Linked DNA regions of Homo sapiens: region 2 is linked to region 1. Evidence: read pairs that join two places in POLR2A ChIA-PET (ENCODE). Cell type or tissue: Panc1. All regions are shown on one strand.

Region 1 (5,000 bases):
TGGTGCTTGGCGGTAGGGAGCTTCCATTACCCTCGCCCCGGAAGTGGATGAGAGGCAGCAGCTCCTGAGGTGGAGGCCCTTGGCCAGCAGTGTCCAGAGACAATGGGATCTTGTGAGATTGCAAGCGGGAGAGAGAATAAATCAGGGAAAGTGTATCATTTGAGGATTAGTCAATAAATCCCTGGGACCCTGGCCCAGTGGGGCTGGTGCCAGAGGCAGGGCTGGCCCCAAGTGCAGACTTCCTTCCTCAGCAACCTTCCCTTCCCTTCCCAGAGGCCTCCTGGGTCTCTCTCTCCTCACCTCTCTCTGTCCATCTCCATGGCTCCTCTCCTAAACTTTGGAGCCCAAGGCATAGCCTTTTGTCCTTCCTCTCCCCCTTGCTGGAAAAAGTTCTACAACGGAGCAGAGAAGGTTTGAAGGTGTCCTCAGGCACCTGCAAACAGAAGAGGCTGGAGAATGTGTCCCAACTCCAGCCTGCCCGCTCCTGTTCACTCTGATCCAGCCCACCCCCCAGTCCGCAGCTTTGAGCCCTGGCAGAGTCCACAGGAACAGCCTGCACTCCTAAAAGAGGCCCCCAGTACCCTGAACCCCAGTCCTCTGCAGGCTCTCATGGTGGTCTGGCTGGGCCTCAAACTTCTTGGGATGGGGCCCTGAGTTCTGGCCGCAATCCAAATGCAGTCTCAAACCTCCTGAGTCCATCCTCTAGGCCCATGGAAGCCTCGTATCTGGAGCACCCTCCATACTCACTCCAAAGGGCACTTATGAGGGCATTTAGTATATTCCAGGCAGTGTGCTAGACTCAGGACATTTGGAGACTAATGAAACTCTCTTCCTGCCCCTCCCTTGGACCTAAGCCTCTACTGGGTTTTATTTTCTGTTCATATGGGGATACCATATTACCCAGCTATACTCCTTCCATAACCAGTTATTGAGCACCTGCCATATGCCAGACACTGTTCTAGGCACTGGGGGTTCAGAGCTGAGCAAAGGCCATTTCTGCCCTCCAACTTGCCAGGGAGACAGACATGCTGACAATTAATTCCAAGACTAGGCCAAAAATAAGGGGCCATGGGAGGCATTTATAAAAGCCTCAGAGGAGGGACTGACTCACCTTGGCTGGGATAGAAGGAGGGGTGTTGGCCGAGTGCAGTGGCTCATACCTGTAATCCCAACACTCTGGGAGGCCGAGGTGGGCAGATCACGAGGTCAGAAGTTCAAGACCAGCCTGGCCAAGATGGTGAAACCCCCATCTCTACTAAAAATACAAAAATTAGCCAGGTGTGGTGGCGGGTGCCTGTAATCCCAGCTACTCGGGAGGCTGAGGCAGAGAATTGCTTGAACCCAGGAGGAGGAGGTTGCAGTGAGCTGAGATTGCGCCACTGCACTCCAGCCTGGGTGACAGAGTGAGACTCTGTCTCAAAAAAAAAAAAAAAAAAGAGGGGGGCTGTGATGGATCACAGTGTGGTGGGGGTAACCTCATCACTGTAGCTCTTAAAGCCCATCCTGGGGGACCGTACAGCCTAATGGTTAAGAGCAAATGGTGTGGTTTAACTTCCTGCTCTGCCACATCAGTTGTAGGACCTAGGGCCTCTTAGTCTCTCTGAGCCTCAGTGTCAACATCTGAAAAAATGGGACTAACAGTAGGAACTGCCTTGTGAGTCTCTGACACAGTAACATGGGGCAAGCAGCTGGCATACAGCAACCTCTGACTGAATGTCCACTTAATTAGCCTTCTTTCAAAGTATTCGAATAAACTAGCTTGTAGCCTCCTTGCCACCCTCTTCTTGTCCTCCTCCTCAACTTGAGGGCCTGGCACAGTGCTAGGCACATAGAGTAAGTGGTGGAATAAATCAATGGGTACAATAGAAAGCCCATCAAACCTTGGCTCAAGTGCTGCTAGGTAGACAAGCAGTGGGCCTGAATGTTCCATTTCTTTGTTCTGATACCTGGCCATAGGCTGGGTGGGCCACGATGGCTGTTCTTCTTGCTCCCACATTTCCAGAAGTCAGGCAGAGTATGACCCTCTGAAGCCCCCTTTTCTCTGCTCAGTAGAAAGTCAAGAAATGTCTTCTAGCCTGGAGCCATCATTCTGTGACTCTGGTTTGGGCTGAGTCTTGACTTGCTGTGTAACCCCGGGCAAGACATGTCCCTCTCTGGGCCTTGGACTCCTTATAGGTGAAATGAGTAGGTTGGACTGGATGCTTTCCATGCTCCTCTGCAGCCTTTGTGTTTGATGTCTGCTTCTTCTTTCAGCTGGGGGAACCTCATCGTCCTTGCCAGAGCCTGCTTACCTGGAGGTGTGGTTTTGTGCTCTCCCATTTCCCATCTGCTTCTTGGCTTTTCTTTTCTTTTCTTTTCTTTTCTTTTCTTTTTTTTTTTTTTTTTTTGAGATGGAGTCTCACTCTCACCCAGGCTGGAGTGCAGTTGAGCGATCTCAGCTCACTGCAACCTCCGCTTCCTGAGTTCAAGTGATTCTCCTGTGTCAGCCTCCCGAGTAGCTGGGATTACAGGCACATGCCACCACGCCCAGCTAATTTTTTGTATTTTTAGTAGAAATGAGGTTTCACCATGTTGGCCAGGCTGGTCTTGAACTGCTGACCTCCAGTGATCCGCCCACCTTGGCCTCCCAAAGTGCTGGGATTACAGGCTTGAGCCACCGTGCCTGGCCTTGCCTCTTGGCTTTTCACTGTGGTGTCCCTGTCTTTTTCCCTTCTTGCTCCCCTCAGCTATCTTCCTCTCTTTCTCTCTCTTATTCTGTCCCAGCGTGTGAATAGTATGTGGATGAACTGATGATGCTTAACTTTCTCCTGGGCAGCTTTCCCCTCCCACCTCTACCCGGCTTCTTGACCCCCAAACACAATCTGGGCCTGAGGAGCAGACCTCTCCATCTGTCCTCTTGCCTGGGCTTCTGTCCCTGAAGACCTTGGTGGTGCCCTGACCCTTGACTTCTGACTTCTGAGAGAATGGGAGAATGGCATCCCAGCTGGACCAAGACAGTGCCTAATATGGGTCTTCTGTCCCTAGAGATGGACAGGCTTTATATTCCCTCGCCGCCCTCCCCCCAAAGTCCCAGGCTCAGGGAAGGGGACAGGAAACTTTTTCTAAGTCTAGCTGACACTCAGCCCTGGAACCCACCTCCTTCACAATGCCATCGCCCACCTCTGAAGCTGGGAGAACCCCTTGACAGATGGGCCTGAGGTTATGATCGTCACTAAGGAACCACTTACTGTCAGGAACCATTTCCAGAGAACTACTGTGTGCCAGGTACTGTGCTATGAGCCAAGAGGAGGGGTCTGTGTTGGGGTAGAAGGGACTGGGGGTGGGACAAAAGCTGGGGGGAATCCCCAAGAAGGGCATCACTGCCAAGCCTAGGGCTCGTGGGCAGAGGGTTTGGCAATGCCTGTGCGTGGGCCCAGTTGGAGTGGCACCTGAGATGGAGCCAGGCCTTGGAGGCAGGTAAACAGGACGCTGTGTGCTGGGTGTGGTGAAGGGAAGGGGGATACAGGGGCACAATGGACCATTGTGTGCTCTGGAGTTGCCTTCACTTCTGGACTCTCTACAACCCTCCCACTAGGCTGTACAAATATTGAGACATATGGAAGATGTGGTCATAGATACCAAGACAAATGGAAGATGATAGTCATCTGCTTTTGGACTCTTCTGCTCTTGCCTAGACCACAGTGGACCAAGGGGTTGTGGTGTGTGCTGCGTGGCCCCGCAGGAGGGCAAAAGGAGGGAGCATTTGGCTGCTGGGATGTGGTTGACAGAGATCTAATCAAGTCTGGTGACGGGGCTGTGGCCTCAGCTGGGCCACTAGCTAGCTGTGTCTGTCTTTAGGAAAGTCACATTACTGCTCTAACCCTCAGTTTACTCATCTGTAAGATGGGATAAGGATTACCCTTGCTCTGTCTACCTCACAGTGATGTGTGGCATTGTGACAGAGCCTTGGTTGTTGTTAAGGGGTGTACACAGGGCAGAGCTGGTTGTTCTTGCTTCTGTTGTTACTCTGCTGCAAGATCCTTTTTGCCTGACAAACCTCCCCTCTGGGTTCAGATGTAGGCAGAATTGATGGGTACCCATGTGGGACTATTGAGAGACCTAAGGACAGGAATCAGGACTTAAATTCTCTAAGTGTTCAGCCAACCAATCTTCATTCATTCATCATTCATTCAGTCAACATACATTTTTTTTGAGCTGCCTCTCTTATGTCAAGCACTTTGATGCCCTGGGCCTTTGAAGATGAATAAAGTATGTTTCTTGTCCTCAGGGAACTCCCAATCAGCTGGGAAAGGGGCTGAACACACACACACACAGCATTAACATACAATAATAACGAGTATTTATTGAGCACTTACTATGTGCCAGGAATGGTTCTAAGTACTCTATATACATTAATTCATATAATCATTTTCATTTTGAAGATGAGGAAACCAAAGCACAGAGAAGGTAAGCAACTTGCCAAAAGTCTCACAGCTAGGAAGGAACAGAACCAGGATTGACCCCAGGCAGTCTGTCTAGAGCCTGTGTTCTTAGCCAGTAACTAGTACACACAACATGCATGAACCTACACTAACAAGGGCAAAAGAATAGTAAAGAGAAGAGTGGGCTGAGCCTCTGAAGAAATGGAAAAGGAGAGGAGGGATTGGCTATAGTCCAGCTTCCACTAGGGCAGGAGAAGGTGAAACAGGCTTGACTAAGCTGGACAGATTTGCGATGTCTCAGACAGGAGGTCCTGGGATGGGTTTCCAAGGCAGGAGGCTGAGTCAGGCTTCTTTGAAGGCGGCAGAGAGCTAGTTGGGATAGATTCCCTGCCAGCCCTCTGCTTGAGGTCCTTTCCAGCCCAAAGCTCTGTGAGGGAGAACTTTGGAAGGTTCCTGGTAGGAGAGTGTGACACCTTCTCCACATATAACTTGAGTTTCCCAATTCCAAACTCCATTGGGCCCTTGCTCCTTCTCTGGGCTGTAGTGTGCTGGGAGCTGGGAGTTATTAAGTAGGACTGA
Region 2 (5,000 bases), 150 kb after region 1:
AGGCGGTGGCTATAGCATGGCAAAGCTGACAGTTAATCTGGAAAAACTAGTCCCCTCTACTGGACACATGGCCTCATGAACCTGTTCTGGACAAGAAGGTATAAAAAAGGATACAGGGGCAGGTGTTGGAAAGGACATGTTATCTCCCAAGTCTGTTGCTATGTTGTTACCCCATGACCAGACTGCAGATTTAGACGACTCTAGAGTGCTCAGAATAAGCTGTTCACCGTGATGGCCCCTCTTAGCCTACCCTGGAATGGTCTCTGAAAGCAGCATGGAGGATGATTAGGAGCACAGAACATGGATGTGGACAGGGAGCCCCTTTCCTCTCAGGCCTCAATTTCTTCATCTGTTGAATGAAAGCATGGGGACAAACTTCTGTTGAAAGAGGACCCTTACCCTTCTTCATCAAGAACAGTGTCACTTGAACAGGCACATCTACAAGGCATGTATAGGATTCCATTTGAAGGAGCTTTCCACTGCTGAAGAGCAAAGAGGAAGCAGAAGAGGAAAGAAGGAATAAAGATGGGAAGAACAGAAGTAAGGAAGGCACTGGCTTGAACAACCTCTGGGTCCAGATCAGATCCCACAGGTGGAGTGGACAGAGATGGTTACAGTTGCATAACCATCAACACAATCCAGACACAGAACCATCTTATCACCACCCCAGATCCCCCCAGTCCCTGAAAACCACTGATCAGTGGTTTCTGTGCTGACAGTTTTGCCTATTCCAGAATGTCATACATATGTAATCATGCAGTGTGCAGCCTTCTGAGTCTCGCTTCTTTCCTAATGCATTTGAGATTTATCAGGTGTGTCGTGTGTGTGGGTACTTTGTTCTTTTGCATTGCTGAGTCACGTTCTGTTGCATGGATGTACCACAGTCTGTTGATCCTTTCACCAGTTGAAGGACCTGTGGGTTGTTTCTGGTTGGTGGTGATTATGAGTAAGGGCACTGTAAACATTTGTGTATGGGCTTTTGTGGGGGACATAAACGTATTTGCTGGGCTGGTATGGTAAGTGGGAAGCCAGGGGCAGGACATGGAGTAGGGCTTCATTGGTAGTGTTAGGTTTGCTAGACTATTGAGAGGACAGAACAAGGGAGTAAAGTGTAATGAAGCCAGACAGCACACACCACACAGAAGCTGAGTCTCCAGTGAGGACACTGAAAGTAGCCTATCCCCAGGGGACTTGATCAGGATGACACGCACACACCCTTCAATGGCTGTCCCAGGGGCAGGGCTGCTGTGACCTCTGACTTCCATATTCTTCACTCACTTCAACAGTCATTAAAACATGTCTACTTTTTAAAACACCCAAGTACATTTTATTGTAAAAACATTCAAACAATATGGTAGAATACAGGGTAAAATGCGAAAGCCCCCCTTCACACTCCCTGTTCCATCCCAGTCACCTGCCCCTACCCAGACATTACCCATGGTAGCATCTTGAGGCAATTCTTGCACACATTCTTTCCTGTTATTACACACACACATTCACACACATGCATGCATACACACACATGCATACATGCACACATACATTGTGTCTAGGTATATTAGTCCATTCTTGCGTTGCTATAAATACCAGAGACTGGGTAATTTAAAAAGAGGTTTAATTGGCTCATGATTCTGCAGGCTGTACAGGAAGCATAGCAGCTTCTACTTCTGGGGAGGCCTCAGGAAATTTCCAATCAGGGCAGAAGACAAAGGGGGACTGAATTCTTTTCTTTTTAATTATACTTTAAGTTCTAGGGTACATGTGCACAATGTGCAGGTTTGTTACACATGTACACATGTGTCATGTTGGTGTGCTGCACCCATTAACTCATCATTTACATTAGGTATATCTCCTAATGCTATCCCTCCCCCGTCCCCTGACCCCATGACAGGCCCCGGTGTGTGATGTTCCCCACCCTGTGTCCAGGTGTTCTTATTGTTCAATTCCCACCTATGAGTGAGAACAAATGGTTTTAAACAACCAGATCTCATGAGAACTCACTCACTATCTCGAGGACAGTACCAAGAGGACGGTGCTAAACTGTTCACGAGAAATTCACCCCCATGATCCACTCACGTACCACCAAGCCCCACCGCCAACACTGGGGACTACAATTAGACATGAGATTTGGTGAGGACACAGATCCAAACCGTATCACTGGGGATATAGCTTTATCTTCAATTTTGCTGATATAAATGAGGTACTGTGATGTGTGTCACTCAGCAGCTTGATTTTTTTGAGCTAAATTGTTTAGTCAATCTGCTCTGTGCATTTAGAACACACATATCTGCCTCCTTTCTAACCTGCTGTTTAGTGCCCTAGGCTAGAGATGTAGCCTCATTTATTTCCTTCCTTTCCTATTTGTAGCCATTTGATTTGTTTCTAAGTTTCACTATTATATAAAATGTTGCAGCAAATAACCTTTTACATATGCCTCTTTGTGCACACATGATTTATTCTCTCATGCAGACACTAAAAATGGAATTGTCTGTGGAAAGTGGATATACATCTAATATTTTGATAAATCTGGACTAATTGATTTCCTAAAAGGATAGACTAATTTATATTCCCACCGACATCCTTTGAGATGCCAATTTTCTCACAACATCGTCACTGCTGGGAATAACCAATCTTTTAAATTTGTATTAATTTAATAGGTGAAAAATGATCCCTCCATTGTTGTTTTAATTTGCATTTTCCCACTTACTGATAAAATTGATCTTGCCTTCCATGTATTAATTTTCCATGGGGCGTTTCTTTGGATTGCAATTCTATCCTTTTCTGTTTCTTCTATTGAGTTGTTGCCCTTTGCTTATTGATTTCACAAGTTCCTTTTATAGTTTGGATATTAATCTTTGTATAACATATATATTATTTTTAAAATCTCGCTTTACTTTTTTGTCTTTTTTTTTGAGATGGAGTCCCACTCTATCACCAGGCTGGAGAGCAGTGGCATGATCTCAGCTCATTGCAACCTCCGCCTCCCAGGTTCAAGCAAGTCTCTTGCCTCAGCCTCCCAAGTAGCTGGGATTACAGGCATGCACCACCACGCCCAGCTAATTTTTGTATTTTTAGTAGAGACAGGGTTTCACTATGTTGGCCAGGCTGGTCTTGAACTCCTGACCTCATGATCCGCCCCTCTTGGCCTCCCAAAGTGCTGGGATTACAGGCGTGAGCCACTGCGCCTGGCCTCCGTTTACATTTTAAAAAACATTGTTTGTAGTATCTTTCGTCATACACAGGATTGTGTTTTAGGCAGAAAAATCAGTCAGTCCTCCTTCCTGGCTCTGTATGGGGGAGCTGTTTATATGGAGGGCCCGTCCTTCTCTAGGGGGCAGGTGATGGCATTTCTCCCAGAAGCTTGGGGAGGCCATTTCCTCAGGGGAGGAGCTCACCTGGGGACACTTGGTGACAACTTTGGAAATACTGACAGCTGCAGGGAACACTGTTTCCCACCACTGTGCCTGAGCTCCTTTCTTGCAGCCCAGTTTGGGGAGGGCAGCAAAGCCAGACGAAAGGGTGTTGTCCCAGGTCAAATATGGGAAGGACATAGTTAAGCTTTGTGCCTGGTCAGGTAACTGGCAGGTCACGGTGATTGGCTGAGATGCTCTCCCTTCCCCACAGAGGCCCTTCCTGTTCCCTTCCCTCAGTTCCTCAGGCTCAGATTTTTCTCCTCAGGAGCATCAGATCTGGGAGCCCTGGAGGGCTGGGGAAGGGGAAGCGGCCACATGTATACCCACCCCTGGGATCAGCCTCCTGCTGGTCCTCTGGCTGCAAGGTCACTTCTTCCTGCCCCACTTCCCTCTCCAGCCTTCTTTCTTGTCCTCCTCCCCAGTCCCCCATCTGAAGCTGAGGGCACCTGCAAACTAGGTGCAGGTGCCATTAGCAGCAAGAGGCAGAGGAGAGGGTCCTCCCAACCAAGCCGCTTCTCCTTGAGCTCTTGGGGTGGTGACCGAGGAATCCTCAGAGAGGGTGCTGGGAGGGAATAGGATTTGTTCAGGAGGAGGGGAGTCAGGAGGAGGAGAGAGGAAAGCCTCAGCCCTGGAAGCATGGCTGGACCACTTGCTCCTGCTCTCTTACCTACTAATGCTTGAGAAAGGTTGGTTGGGGAAAAAATAGTAGATACAAGAATCTAACATATTTCCCTTTATTGAATGTCGGGATTCTTAGAATTGGAAAAATGATGTTTACATATAATGTACAAAGAAAAGAGAAAAACACCAGGAAAGCTGGTGTGGTGTGTGCAACTCTAGGTGCAGCTGTTGTGGAGATCTGCTGACCAATGTCAAGTTCAGGGCTGCACCAAGATTTGAGCACCTCGCTGAGACTGTGGACTCTGCTTCGATGGTGGCTGTGTTGGCTGTTATCCCATAACCACAGGAAGTCCCTGGGTGTTTGGGCCAGCAGGGTTGGAATTCTACCAGGTATTGGCTAGGGTGCATTTTTGTAATCAGTAGGCCCGGGGCTGGGGGTGGGGGTGTGTGTGCCTTTTTGTGATCTCTCTGCAAGATGGGTCATTTGTCTAATTTCCATGGAGGAACAGGATGGGCCTATAGCAGGCCCTGTCATCATCAGAGCTCAGGGGCCAGGTGCTCCACTCCACTTCTGTATTTTTAACTCACGGTATTTTTTTTTATGTGGAAGTATTTTTAAATAAATTGCAGATATCCTGACATTCCACCCTTAAATAATTTATCATACATTTCTAAAACAAGAGCTCTTGCTGCTTAGCAAATTAATATGATCACAGCCAATGCAATTAAAAATAGTTTCTTAATAGACTCTACTACTCAGTGCATATTCACATTTAGACCCAACAAGTTCAGCACTTCAACCATAAGCAGAAACTCTGGTCTGTCTGAAACCTTGGCTGTCGCCAGACTTTCTTTTTTCTTTTTTTGAGACAGAGTTTCTCTCTTGTTTCCCAGGCTGGAGTGCAATGGCGCGATCTCGGCTCACTGCAACCTCCACCTCCCAGGTTCAAGCAATTCTGCTGCCTC

What was found. ChIA-PET counts read pairs that join two places held together with the same protein. Peaks named below come from ENCODE experiments on the same cell type or tissue, not always from the same donor. Only the 100,000 strongest peaks of a DNase experiment are listed, where the experiment ranks them.
Region 2: POLR2A ChIA-PET joins it to region 1 with 14 read pairs; 3 of 35 experiments call an interaction of 5 or more read pairs at or near these places.

Annotation. Positions count from the first base shown.
Region 1 is chr6:41,497,912-41,502,911 of GRCh38, reverse strand. It overlaps LINC01276 (long intergenic non-protein coding RNA 1276), which reads right to left and starts at 468. Exons shown (of 3, transcript NR_120347.1): 1 at 301-468; 2 at 1-109. All of the region lies in intron 1 of LOC112267957 (a long non-coding RNA gene), which reads left to right. RefSeq lists an enhancer at 1-263. In Panc1, no CTCF peak of the experiment used is centred here; no DNase peak of the experiment used is centred here.
Region 2 is chr6:41,351,993-41,356,992 of GRCh38, reverse strand. No RefSeq gene overlaps it. Among named protein-coding and RNA genes, the nearest start is that of NCR2, 19 kb to the right of the region's middle. In Panc1, no CTCF peak of the experiment used is centred here; no DNase peak of the experiment used is centred here; H3K27me3 peaks cover 1,616 bases.